Regions from separate parts of the Homo sapiens genome. Here region 1 is linked to region 2. A link is a loop called in an ENCODE intact Hi-C map of the cell type or tissue named here. Cell type or tissue: endothelial cell of umbilical vein. All regions are shown on one strand. Links, peaks and the distances in the headings refer to the core of each region. The heading gives the core; the rest is flanking DNA. Region 1 overlaps SHROOM3 (shroom family member 3). Region 2 overlaps SHROOM3 (shroom family member 3).

What was found. Hi-C counts contacts between places; a loop is a spot of excess contacts. Peaks named below come from ENCODE experiments on the same cell type or tissue, not always from the same donor. Only the 100,000 strongest peaks of a DNase experiment are listed, where the experiment ranks them.
Region 1: a loop joins it to region 2, with 6 times the contacts of the local background. A loop is called at or near these places in 8 of 110 quality-filtered maps.

What each region holds. Positions count from the first base shown.
Region 1 is chr4:76,701,491-76,706,871 of GRCh38, reverse strand. All of the region lies in intron 2 of SHROOM3 (shroom family member 3), which reads right to left. Among named protein-coding and RNA genes, the nearest start is that of SHROOM3-AS1, 98 kb to the left of the region's middle. In endothelial cell of umbilical vein, for the core only: no CTCF peak of the experiment used is centred there; DNase peaks (open chromatin) are centred at 2,101 and 2,551; H3K27ac peaks cover 3,207 bases.
Region 2 is chr4:76,750,714-76,756,094 of GRCh38, reverse strand. It overlaps SHROOM3 (shroom family member 3), which reads right to left. Exons shown (of 11, transcript NM_020859.4): 7 at 903-1,784. All of the region lies in intron 1 of SHROOM3-AS1 (SHROOM3 antisense RNA 1), which reads left to right. Among named protein-coding and RNA genes, the nearest start is that of SHROOM3-AS1, 49 kb to the left of the region's middle. RefSeq lists a silencer at 1,885-2,179. In endothelial cell of umbilical vein, for the core only: no CTCF peak of the experiment used is centred there; DNase peaks (open chromatin) are centred at 2,064, 2,694 and 3,134; H3K27ac peaks cover 2,460 bases.

The DNA of each region.
Region 1 (5,381 bases), core at 226-5,225, 49 kb after region 2:
TGTGTGCTAGCAGTGCAGCACACTGGCTATAGATGTACACCTCAAAGTGCAATTCACACTGGCTGCTAGTTGCCTGCTTGCTGGTCCCTCTCTTCCACAGGTCAACAAAGATAAACCAGCTCAGCTTAGTGCCTGGAACAGAGAGTTGCTCAATAAATATTTGTTGAATGAATAAAGTACAGATGACCCTTGAACAACAGAAGCTTGAACTACGTGGGTCCTCTTATACGCAGATTTTTTTCAAACAACTGTATCCACCTCTCCTGTCTTCCCTTCCACCTCTTCGTCCATCTCTGCCACCCAAGACAGCAAGACCAACCCATCCTCTTACTCCTCCTCAGCCTAGTCAACATGAAGACAATGAGAATGAAGACCTTTGTGATGATCCACTTTTGATTAATGAATAGTAAACGTATTTTCTCTTCCTTATGATTTTCTTAGCATAATAACATTCTTTTCGGCCAGGCACAGTGGCTCACGCCTGTAATCCCAGCACTTTCGGAGGCCGAGGTGGGTGGATCATGAGGTCAAGCGATCGAGACCAGCCTGGTCAACATGGTGAAACCCCATCTCTACTAAAAATACAAAAATTAGCTGGGCGTGGTGGTACATGCCTGTAATCCCAGCCACTCGGGAGGCTAAGGTAGGAGAATCACTTGAACCCGGGAGGTAGAGGTTGCAGTGAGCTGAGCTCTGCACTCCAGCCTGGCAACAGACGGAGACTCCGTCTCAAAAACAAACAAAAAACAAAACAAAACAAAACAAAAACCATTCTTTTCTCTAGCATACTTTGTTGAAAGAATACAGTACGTAATGCATATGACATACAAAATATGTTAATCAACTGTAAGGCTTCCAGTCAACAGTAGGCTATTGGTAGTTAGGTTTTAGGGTAGTCAAGAGTTGTAAATGGATTTTTGACTCTAGGGGGTTAGCATCCCCAATCCCCCTGTGTTGTTCAAGGGTCGACTGTACTGCTAAATGTTCAACAGATCTGCAGCCTTTCTTCCCTCCTATATCCTTTTAACTCACAAGTTAACTTGTTGGCAAAACTAACAAGACATTTCTTGGAGCTGTTTTATGTTTATGTTTCTTGCTGTTCTCCAGTATCTATATCTCAATATTACCACTATGAGTGAAGAGCTAGGAATCAAAGCTGACCTGAGAAAGTTTAGCAGAGGCTAAAAAAATATACTGTAGTATGATCTTTCTTCTTCCAGATAGTTAAACAAGAAAGCCAGGCCAGCCACCCACATATTTCTTCTACTTCCCATGATGAGGACATTCATATTTGCTCTGCCTGCCACCCAATATTCATAACTCCAGAATATATACTGACTGCTTTCTTATTTGCTTTTTGTTTTGTTTCGTTTTTGAGACAGGGTCTTGCTCTGTCACCCAGGCTGGAGTGCAGTGGCACAATCTTGGCTCACTGCAGCCTCGACCTCCCAGGCTCAAGTGATCCTCCCACCTCAGCCTCCCAAGTATCTGGGATCACAGGCATGCACCACCATGTCAGGCTGATTTTTAATGTTTTGTTGTTGTTGTTGTTGTTGTTGTTGTTTGTAGAGACGGAGTCTCACTACATTGCCTGAGCTGGTCTTAAACTCCTGGGCTCAAGTGATCCACCCACCTTGGCCTCCCAAAGTGTTGGGATTACAGGCATGAGTTACCATGCCCAACCTATTTGGTATTTTAATAGTACCCATTAACTGCTTTCTGAACTGAGTTTCAGCCAATACAAAAGAAAGGGTTCCAGATCTTTCAGTTCCTTAGGGCTCTCTTGAACACTGTACAAATTAGGGAAGGCTGGGGAAACTGGAGTAAAAGACACGGAACTGAGCCATTAGGCATGGTCTCTCCAGGTCCCTTTGCTTCCTGGTTTCTATTGAGTTTGCATTTTTCTATTTTATCCTTAAAGGGGAGGGTGAGATGGAGGAATCGTGTCTCCTTGGCATGGTCTGTTACAACCTTAGGGAAGTGCTTGGTTTTGTCTGTTAGAATCAGCCATTTCCTCCTTTTTTGTTATGTTTCATCCAGGAGGGAATGCTTCCTCACTGGCCTCCCCCTTCCACTTCTGTCCCCTCCAATCCAGTGTCTACCCAGCAGCCTTTCAAAAAATGTAAATGGATGATGTCATTCCCTGATGAAATCCTGTAGCTTCCCTATGCATTTTGGATAAAATCCAGGTTCCCCTACTTGGCCTGCAAGGTCTCTGGTGACGTGGCTCCTGCCCCTCCTTCAACCTTTCCCCTTACTGCATTCTGACCTCACTGGCCTTCCTTAGGTTCCCCAAACTTGCCAAGCTCTTTGCTTTTTGCACATGCTGTTCTCTAAGCCTGGAATATTCTTCCCAATTCATTTCTTGGCTGACCACTCCTTAGTTTCTGCTCCCAGCTGGAACATCACCTCCTCGGAGACTGCCTTATCTAATGCAAATACTCTTTCCTGGCACCTGATCTTTCCCTTTACTGCACTTATAACCACATGAAATTGTTCACTTGTGCATTGTCTGCTTCGTTGTTAAGACATAAGCTCAGCCAGGTCAGGGTCCACCTCTGGCTTTTCTTCAGCCTTGTTTTTTGAAACTTCTACACACCCAAGGCCTAGCACAGTGAGTGTCTCCTGGTAGGCACACAATGCATATTTGCTGAATGAATCATAGGAACCTGTAAAGGAAATAATTGTAATGCATCCAAAACAAAGTTCTATGTCCTTAAATCCATAAGGGCATTAAACTGTTCATAATATCTATTTTGGGAAATGTGGGATCTTCTTTTCTTCTAGTTACTTTCTAGATCAGGCTCTGAGTTGATTTCTTCTTGAAAATAGAATCTAGCCCTAACTTTTGATCCATCTCATTAGCGGCAGGCTTTCTTGGGACAGACAAGAAAAGTTGGGAGTTGGGAGACTGTGGCAGAGCCCCTTCGACAAACAGCTGGTATGGCTCAGTGCAATTTTGTTGCCTTATGTTTGGAGGCAATCAGAATGCTTTTTGTGATTAAGTAGACAGGATGCATTTATACAGGGCTAAGTTTGTCCTCAGAATCCTTTGGAGAAATTCCTTTTGATTTATGTTGGGTGTGTACACTCATTCATGTGGCAATTTGTCTTATTTAAAGCCACGTTCTTGGTTTTCAAGTTTTCCTTCTACTCTGTGTCCTTCATCCATGAAGTTAGCCTTACTATTGCATCTCTATCCTGTCATCCCCCTTCTCCTGGGTTTGCAGGTCTCTAATGCCATAGTTGTAGGTTTCTCAGCACTTTTTCTCTTGAGTCTCCAGGAGGCTGAAAAGGCCTTAGATTAGAAGCTTTTTCAGTGTCTGAAGAAGATTTTAAGAAGTGATGCCCTCAGGCACAGATTTCTGTTCTTAGCCAAACATAGGTGCTCTTCATTTTCTGATAACTGACCATTGATCAGCCGTTTCACAGACATCTCAATGAATTACCCTTTCTTTAAAAGGCCCCCTTGTTCCTGTTACTGACCTTTTGTAACTTACACATTTAAGTCTTAACCTTCTGGGTCCTGTCCTCTCATTACTCATCTTTTTTCCTTTTTAAGTCATTATTTACCATCTAGGAAGCTCCCTCTGCATGCCCTCAGGCCTGTATCCTATCTAGTGTTTTAGTCATAGGCATGCCATTCATTTGTACTTAAAGCCTCCTCCTGTCTTTCTGCTTACCTACCCTGGTCTACAGCTTGTTTTATTACAGGAGGGCCACACATAACCCTTCAGCTCTGCAGAGATGCACTTTGTATGTCTCAAACCTCTGTCCATTTGCACCTCCTGCTCTGGCTGCTGCTTTTTTTCACTTGATTTCCCCCTGAAACTTGCCAAACAAATCCAGGTGTACAATATACCCCAGTAACATTCAGCATATTTCTGACTCTTTCTGAAACCGTAAGCTTAATTATCTCCAGATCTTAGCCAATGACCTCTATGTCAACCTTGCAGAAAGATGAGGAAAGGGTGGATAGGAGAAAAAGCCAAATGACCTGCCAAATCTTTTAACCTGCCTAATAAATATTAATCTGCTTCAGTTTACTGCTGACATCAGTCCCTCTACCCACTGAGCCCTTTGACACAGCTAGTAGCCCAGGACAAGTGCATAAGAAAACCAAGGGCTCTCACAAGGGCTTTATAGTGAACAGATGATATCTTCATGGAAGCGGTGTGCCCCTAGCTACAAGCACTCAGAGCCTAGATCTTAAGACAACTCCAACAAGCAGCAGGCTGTGTAATGTATATGGACGATGTGGATTCCGGAGCCAGCTGCCTGGGGTCCTGTTCTGGCTCTGTCACCTAGGAAGGTGTTTGAGCAGGTCACTTAACCTCTTATGCCTGTTTTTTCCCCTATAAAATAAGAATACTAATAGCACCTTCATCAAAGGGTAGATGTGAGGCTTGAATGAATTAATATGTATAAAGCAATCAGAACAGTGCCTGGCAATAATTATTAAATTTTTACCCGTAGAACTGAAACTTACATTTACTGGGCACATGGTATGTACCAGATTATTTGTGCTTTAAAAACAGTAATTCAGTTAATCTTCTTATCATTTGAGGCAATAATCATCCTTATTGTAAAGAAGAAAAGAAAAATTAAATTAAAAAGTAGAAAGAGCTATGGCTAAAGGCCTCACCCTCTCCACTACCTACCCCATTAGATTCCTTTTAGGATTACTGGGCTTTGTATACTTTGGTAGGTATCAACCACATATCAAACCATGTATGCCTTTAATTTTTCCACATCACTCTTTTGTTATTCATATGAGATAAAACATATGCATAAAAACAAAACACCAGCAAGTATTCCAAAATGTTACTACTGGGTGACAGGATTATGGGTACTATTTTTCTTCTCTCTTTTCTATGTCTTGCAAATTGTTTACAATTAATGTTTATTATTTTAATTATCAGATAATAGTAAAATTAGCCTTATTTTTTCTTAATAGAATGAGTCTAAGGGTCTAAATTTTCTACATTTTTAAAGGAACATCTTCTCTAGGAAATGGAAGTGCCTATCCTGAGAGCATATGTGGGCAGCAGAAAGACTCCACACTAGTTGGTGAAGGGGATTACTTTGAGAGCTCCAATAACTGCTGAAAATAGCCAGTGGAGGAAGAAGCAGGGTTTCTGTGAAACTAGTATCAGTAGAGAGAGACAAATACCTCCTGAAAAAATTCAGTCTAGGCCTTTCTTTCCCTATCCTCTATCATTAGCCTACAGTAACAGACTAGTGTTCCCAGAGAACAATACAAATCTCTACAGCGAACCATTATTCATTACTTTAATACCAGATTATAGCTTATAAAGCACTTCCCAAACATTATTTCATTTGGCCCTCAATAATCCTAAAAGGCAAGTAAAGCAAGTATT
Region 2 (5,381 bases), core at 55-5,054:
TGAGCCCAGCAGCTGGTCAGGAGGTTGTCATCTCCTGAGGAAGATGGACTAGGAATTCAGTTCTGGTGAATGTTGCTGTTAGATTCCAGAGATTTCTGAAAGGTCTAGGTTAACAGGGGTAGTGGTAGTAAGTCACTCTTGTGGTGTTTAAAGAAAGCCACTCAAAAGGTGCTGTCAGGCAATGTGTTTTTTTGGTGTTTTGAGAGATTACTTGTTCTAGGGACTATGTGTTGGGGAATGCTTCTTTCTCATTCTCCTAGCTTCCAAGAGGTTTTCCCTAAACATTACTGACCTTGAGCCCTACTCTTTATTCCTCCCTATGGACATGGAGTGATTTTGGAAAGAGAAGCTGAGCATTCACATCCCAGTCTCTCTTCTCTTTTGAGACTGAGGCTGCCTCAAGGCTGTATATATTAATATCTATGTGTATTTGTGTGTCTAACATGACCTTTGATGAGGTAGGTAAAGCTGTTTAACTTGGGGGTTCAGTATCAAGAGACCCACTTACAATCTGAAGCCATATTCTTTAATGTTAGCTCTGTCAGTAATAAAAGTGATGTTTTTGTCTTCTATATGCCCTCCTCTTTTGTCTTATTTCCTAACTGATTCAGAACTCATCCAGGGAGGAGGGATTTACTTGGACCGCCTAAGCCTATCCTGTCCCCAGAAGTGAAATGTGCCCCTTGGGTCCCAGCTTTCATTTCTGCCACCCTGACTCCTCAGTACCCAATGACACTGGTCCAACTACCTCCTGAGGCAAACAGATCAACAGTGTCCTGAGCTGAGCTGTATAGAAACATCTCCATGCCAGGGTTCTTCTGTGGCCAGCAGAAGGACCTGGGCCACCTGGGGCATGACACTCTCCTGTTAGTGGGGGAAAGCTGCCCAGTCTGCTCACTCACCTGGGGCGTGGCCCCTCGGGATCCTCACTGTCCAGCTGCGCCTCACATACAGTGTGGGGAGGAGGTGGAGGGAAGTCATCCATGCTATACACCGGGGTTTCCTGACTCGGTGGAGGAGGTGGGGGTGGGGGAAGAGGTTCAAATGTGGGGCTGGACGTGGCCTTGGGGTGCGGATCCCTCACAAACACTTCGTCTTCATAATCCTCATGAGGTGGCGGGGAGTCCCGCAGGACAGACTCAGATATTCGGAGGGAGATCCTCCCTGGAGTGCTCGGGGCCCCAAGAGGTGTGTCTGGGTCAGAAGTGCTGCATAAACTTGGAAGACTCTGCTGTTTTTGATAGTGCTTCAGGTTTGCAAAATCAGGGGCTGAGGATTCCTCAGGAAGGCTGTCCTCTCTGGCTGCGTGGGCCCACTTTGCTCGAGAAGGAGGTGGCCACTGAGGCAGCGAGACCCTCTTCCTCGTTCCCTCTTCTACCCCATGCTCTGGGCCATCGCCCTCACAGCCTCTTGGACCGGGAGGCTGGGTCAGGGTGTGACCATTGCTTCTGTGCATCATGGCAGGGGTGTAGGGCGGGAGAGGCTGTCGCCCTGTCTGACCGTCCTGTGAGCAGTAGCCAGAGGGAATGGCTGAAGGCAGAGGGGTGCCAATTGGGGTCAGGGGTGCAGCCCTGGTGTCTGTGACCAGCCCTTGCGTTCCTGCCAGTGGTGGCCTGGGGCAGGGTGTCCTACTGGCTTGCCTCTGATGGTCCAGGGTTCCAGGACATTCACTAGGAACGGAGGAATCACCAATGGCTTTGCAGCCTGAACCACCCCAACGAGGGGTGAGATGGTGGAAGAGCGGCAGCATCTCTTCTTGGCCTCTTTCTGAACAACTGAGTGACCTGGAACGGCACACAGACAGGAGGGTTACAGCTCTGAAGAAAGGGGCAAACATGCAGCCCAATGCTCCTTACATAGATGAGAAAAGCATTTAAGAGGAAGGAGGACCTCTTTTCCTTCCCCCAGAAACTGCACACTGTCTTCCCTGGCTGCTCACAGGAAGACCCAAGTTAAACCAGTACTAGGCAGGCATAAATTCCTACAGGAAAATGTCACATGGAATGACTGGGTTCACAAGGCATTTTCTTTTATTAACCCTCTCACCGCCCCCACATCCTGTACACACCATGCAACATAAGGCAGCTTTTGAGGACAGGCTTCAGGCTATAAAAACAAACAGTACATTTCTTCAGCCCCTTTTAGGACTACTTCAGGAAATAGCTCCCAGCTCTGGGGAAAAATAATGCTGCCTTCTTCTCTCCCAGTGCGATCCCCACGGGGGAGGTCTGTTTTGAAAGCATTTGCATGGGCTGCTGAATTTGAAGGTTTTATTTACAACTTTTGCTTACTCTCCTAGTGTTTTCATTTCATCTGATGAAAAATAAAAAGGAGGGGGAGAGTCTCACCTAAGGAGCTAATAAGCAGTTACCTCTGGAGAAAGAGGCTGGCAATAATAAGCAAATATAGTACATGGTGATTTAAACAACTGTACGCTAGACTCCGAGGAAAAACCCAACAATTCGCAAAACTTTTGTTATTGTGTTCTAAAGGAGAAAAATCCACAAAACAAAACAGAAAAAAGAGTCTGTGGCACTACCTGCTATGCAAGAGTTAATGTGAGGATAAAAAGCTCTCCAGCAAACCCACCGTGATTTGTACATTCCCTGTCTGCAGTTCCCTGACTGGCTATGTGAGTGGATCTGGAGTGCAGATGGCACATTTCATCTCACAGATCTGACTCCTCTGAGGGAGTGGTGACTCAGTCCCACATCAGAGCAATAACACAGGGCTTGCCACAAGATCATCCAAGTGCCAGGCAAACAGAATGCAGCATGTGGTGGAAGAAGATGGCAAAGAACCAAATTAGCTCTTCTCATGCCTTTATTTTTCCTTTATTATACATAGATGCAGATGATGGAATAAAGGGCCCACCTCTCTCTCTGATGCAACCCCTCCCTTCCCATGACCAGTCCCTTTCATTCAGACATGGTTTCTTTACCAGGAACCTCTCCATAGAGAAGTGTAGCCACTCTGCACTTCCTGGTGGCTTCCCGCTGGGGATGCTCTTCACTTCTGTCTCATCCATCCTGGCATCCCCAGTACCTGCCACCAAGTACCCCCTCAGCAAATGTCTGTTGAACAGTGACGTCTCCTTTGCCCAGCTGCTCTCCAGACTGTAGCATACAAACTGTTTTTAAACCCAGCATCCTTTAACAGGATGTGGAGTCAGTTGAAATCTGATGTTTTAACGACTAATTCAGATGCCTTTATTTTATTTATTATATCTTGAGGCTTTTCTAAAGGGGAAGACATCACTAAAACATACAATAATATAGCACTTATCCTTTAAAGATCCAGCCCAATAGACTTTTATATGATGTTTTTAGTTTGTGTGACCTTAGTTTACACAAACTATACTAAAGTGGCATTTTCTTTTTGAAGATAATATCAGTGGTAAATGCTTAGCTTGGTTGAGAATGCTTCTCCGTGGTGATTATTTTGTGTTTTTAGGAATGAAGTTTGGGATAAAAAAAGACTTTGTTCAAGTCCCTTTTATAATAGAGTGTGAGAGGGTCACCCAGAGTCTGCTGATATGTATCCAGGAATCCTACTATTCAAGAATGGATTTTGAGAGCAATTAGTCTCACCTTTGTTTTGTTTTGCTTTAAAAAAAAAAAGAAAAAGCATTTTTAAAAAATTGTGGTTAGAAAAAACAACATAAAATTTCATCTTAACCATTTTTAAGTTCAGTAGTGTTAATATGTTCACACTGTTGTGAAACAGATCTCCAGAACTTTCACAACTTGCAAACCTAAAACTATGTACCCACTAAATAATAACTCCCCATTTCCCCCTCCTACTAACCCCTGGAAATCACTATTTTGTGTTTTGTGTGAATTTGACTACTTTAAGTACTTCATACAAGTGAAATTATACAGTATGTCTTTTTGTGACTGGCTTATATTTCACTTCACGTAATGTCATGTTGAAGCATGTGGCAGAATTTCCTTTTTAAGGCTGAGTAATATTCCATTGTATGGCTATACCACATTTTGTTTATCCAATCATCTGTCATGAGTAGACATTTGGGTTGTTTCCACCTCTTGGCTATTGTGAATAGTAAATACAGCTGCTATGAACATGGGTGTGAACATGGGTCTTGGAGACCCTGCTTTCAATTTTTTTGGACACATACTCTGAAGTGGCATTGCCAGATCATATGGTAGTTCTATTTTTAATGTTCTGAGATCTCCATGCTGTTTTTCATACGGCTGCACCATTTTACATTCCCACTAACAGTGTGCAAGGTTTCTAATTTCCCCATATCCTCACCAACACTGGTTGTTTTTCGTTTTTTTAATTGCAGCCATTCTAATGTGTGTGAGGTAAACATCTCATTGTGGTTTTGAGTTCTCTGATGATTAGTGGTGTTGAGCATCTTTTCAATGCTTGTTGGCCATGTGTCTGCCATCTTTGGATAAATGTCTAAGTCTTTTGCCCATTTTTATATAGACAAGTAAATTTTTATGTTTGAAATTAACAAGTGAATGTCTGAATTTAGTTGGATTGGTATCCTCTAGTGTTTTTCTTTAAAATGGAGATAAAAAGAGTGGAGAATGTTTGAAAACAGGAAAGAAGTATATAATAATGACAACTATTGTCTCTTTGTGACCCATGAAGGCATCAAACTCTCATAAAACTTGAACAGTGCAAAATCTCTACTTTTCTATAAATTAGAACATTTTATGTTTTTTAAAAAGCACTAATGTAAAGTCTGAATTTCATGTATTCAGGGAGAATTATGTCAGCATGGAGGAAAACTGACTGATCCTAATAGGCATTCATGGAGAACAGAGGGCACATTCCTCCAAATTCCACCTTCCAAATTATTTTGACATTTCAATATTGTCCAGTTGATGTGACTCTTGTCTTCGTACTATGATTAACAGAGTGACTATGATAAAAGACCATGCAAGCCTTTAGAAAAAAAAGAGTGTTATACTTTTTTGTGTCTTCTTGGTTGTGATGGTCAGAAAAATATACTGCAAGCAGAATTTTTAGTACTCAAAATTCATAGCACAGGATCTGTGATCAAGTCCCTCCCATGTTTTCCTGTCGGCTGCACTTTCCATGCCTATGCTTTTCCCCAGGACAGCTGAGAATTACATGTCCTGAAATTATCAATATCCTTTTCAGCAAGCACTAGGCATGCAGCTGCACCTATGCTAATGTCAATTGCTGAAGAACAGGACAAGCATTTCAGTTATTCAGTGGTATGCGATGCTTGTCATATTTATTCTTTTGGCATTTTTACAGCTCAGAAAGTTTTTTTTTTTTTTTAAACACAGAACTAATTTTGTTGAGGAAGATTTCCCCCTCCCCACAAAATTGCCACCTGTGTTTCTCAGATTGTCGATATTGCCACTGAGCCAACCAAC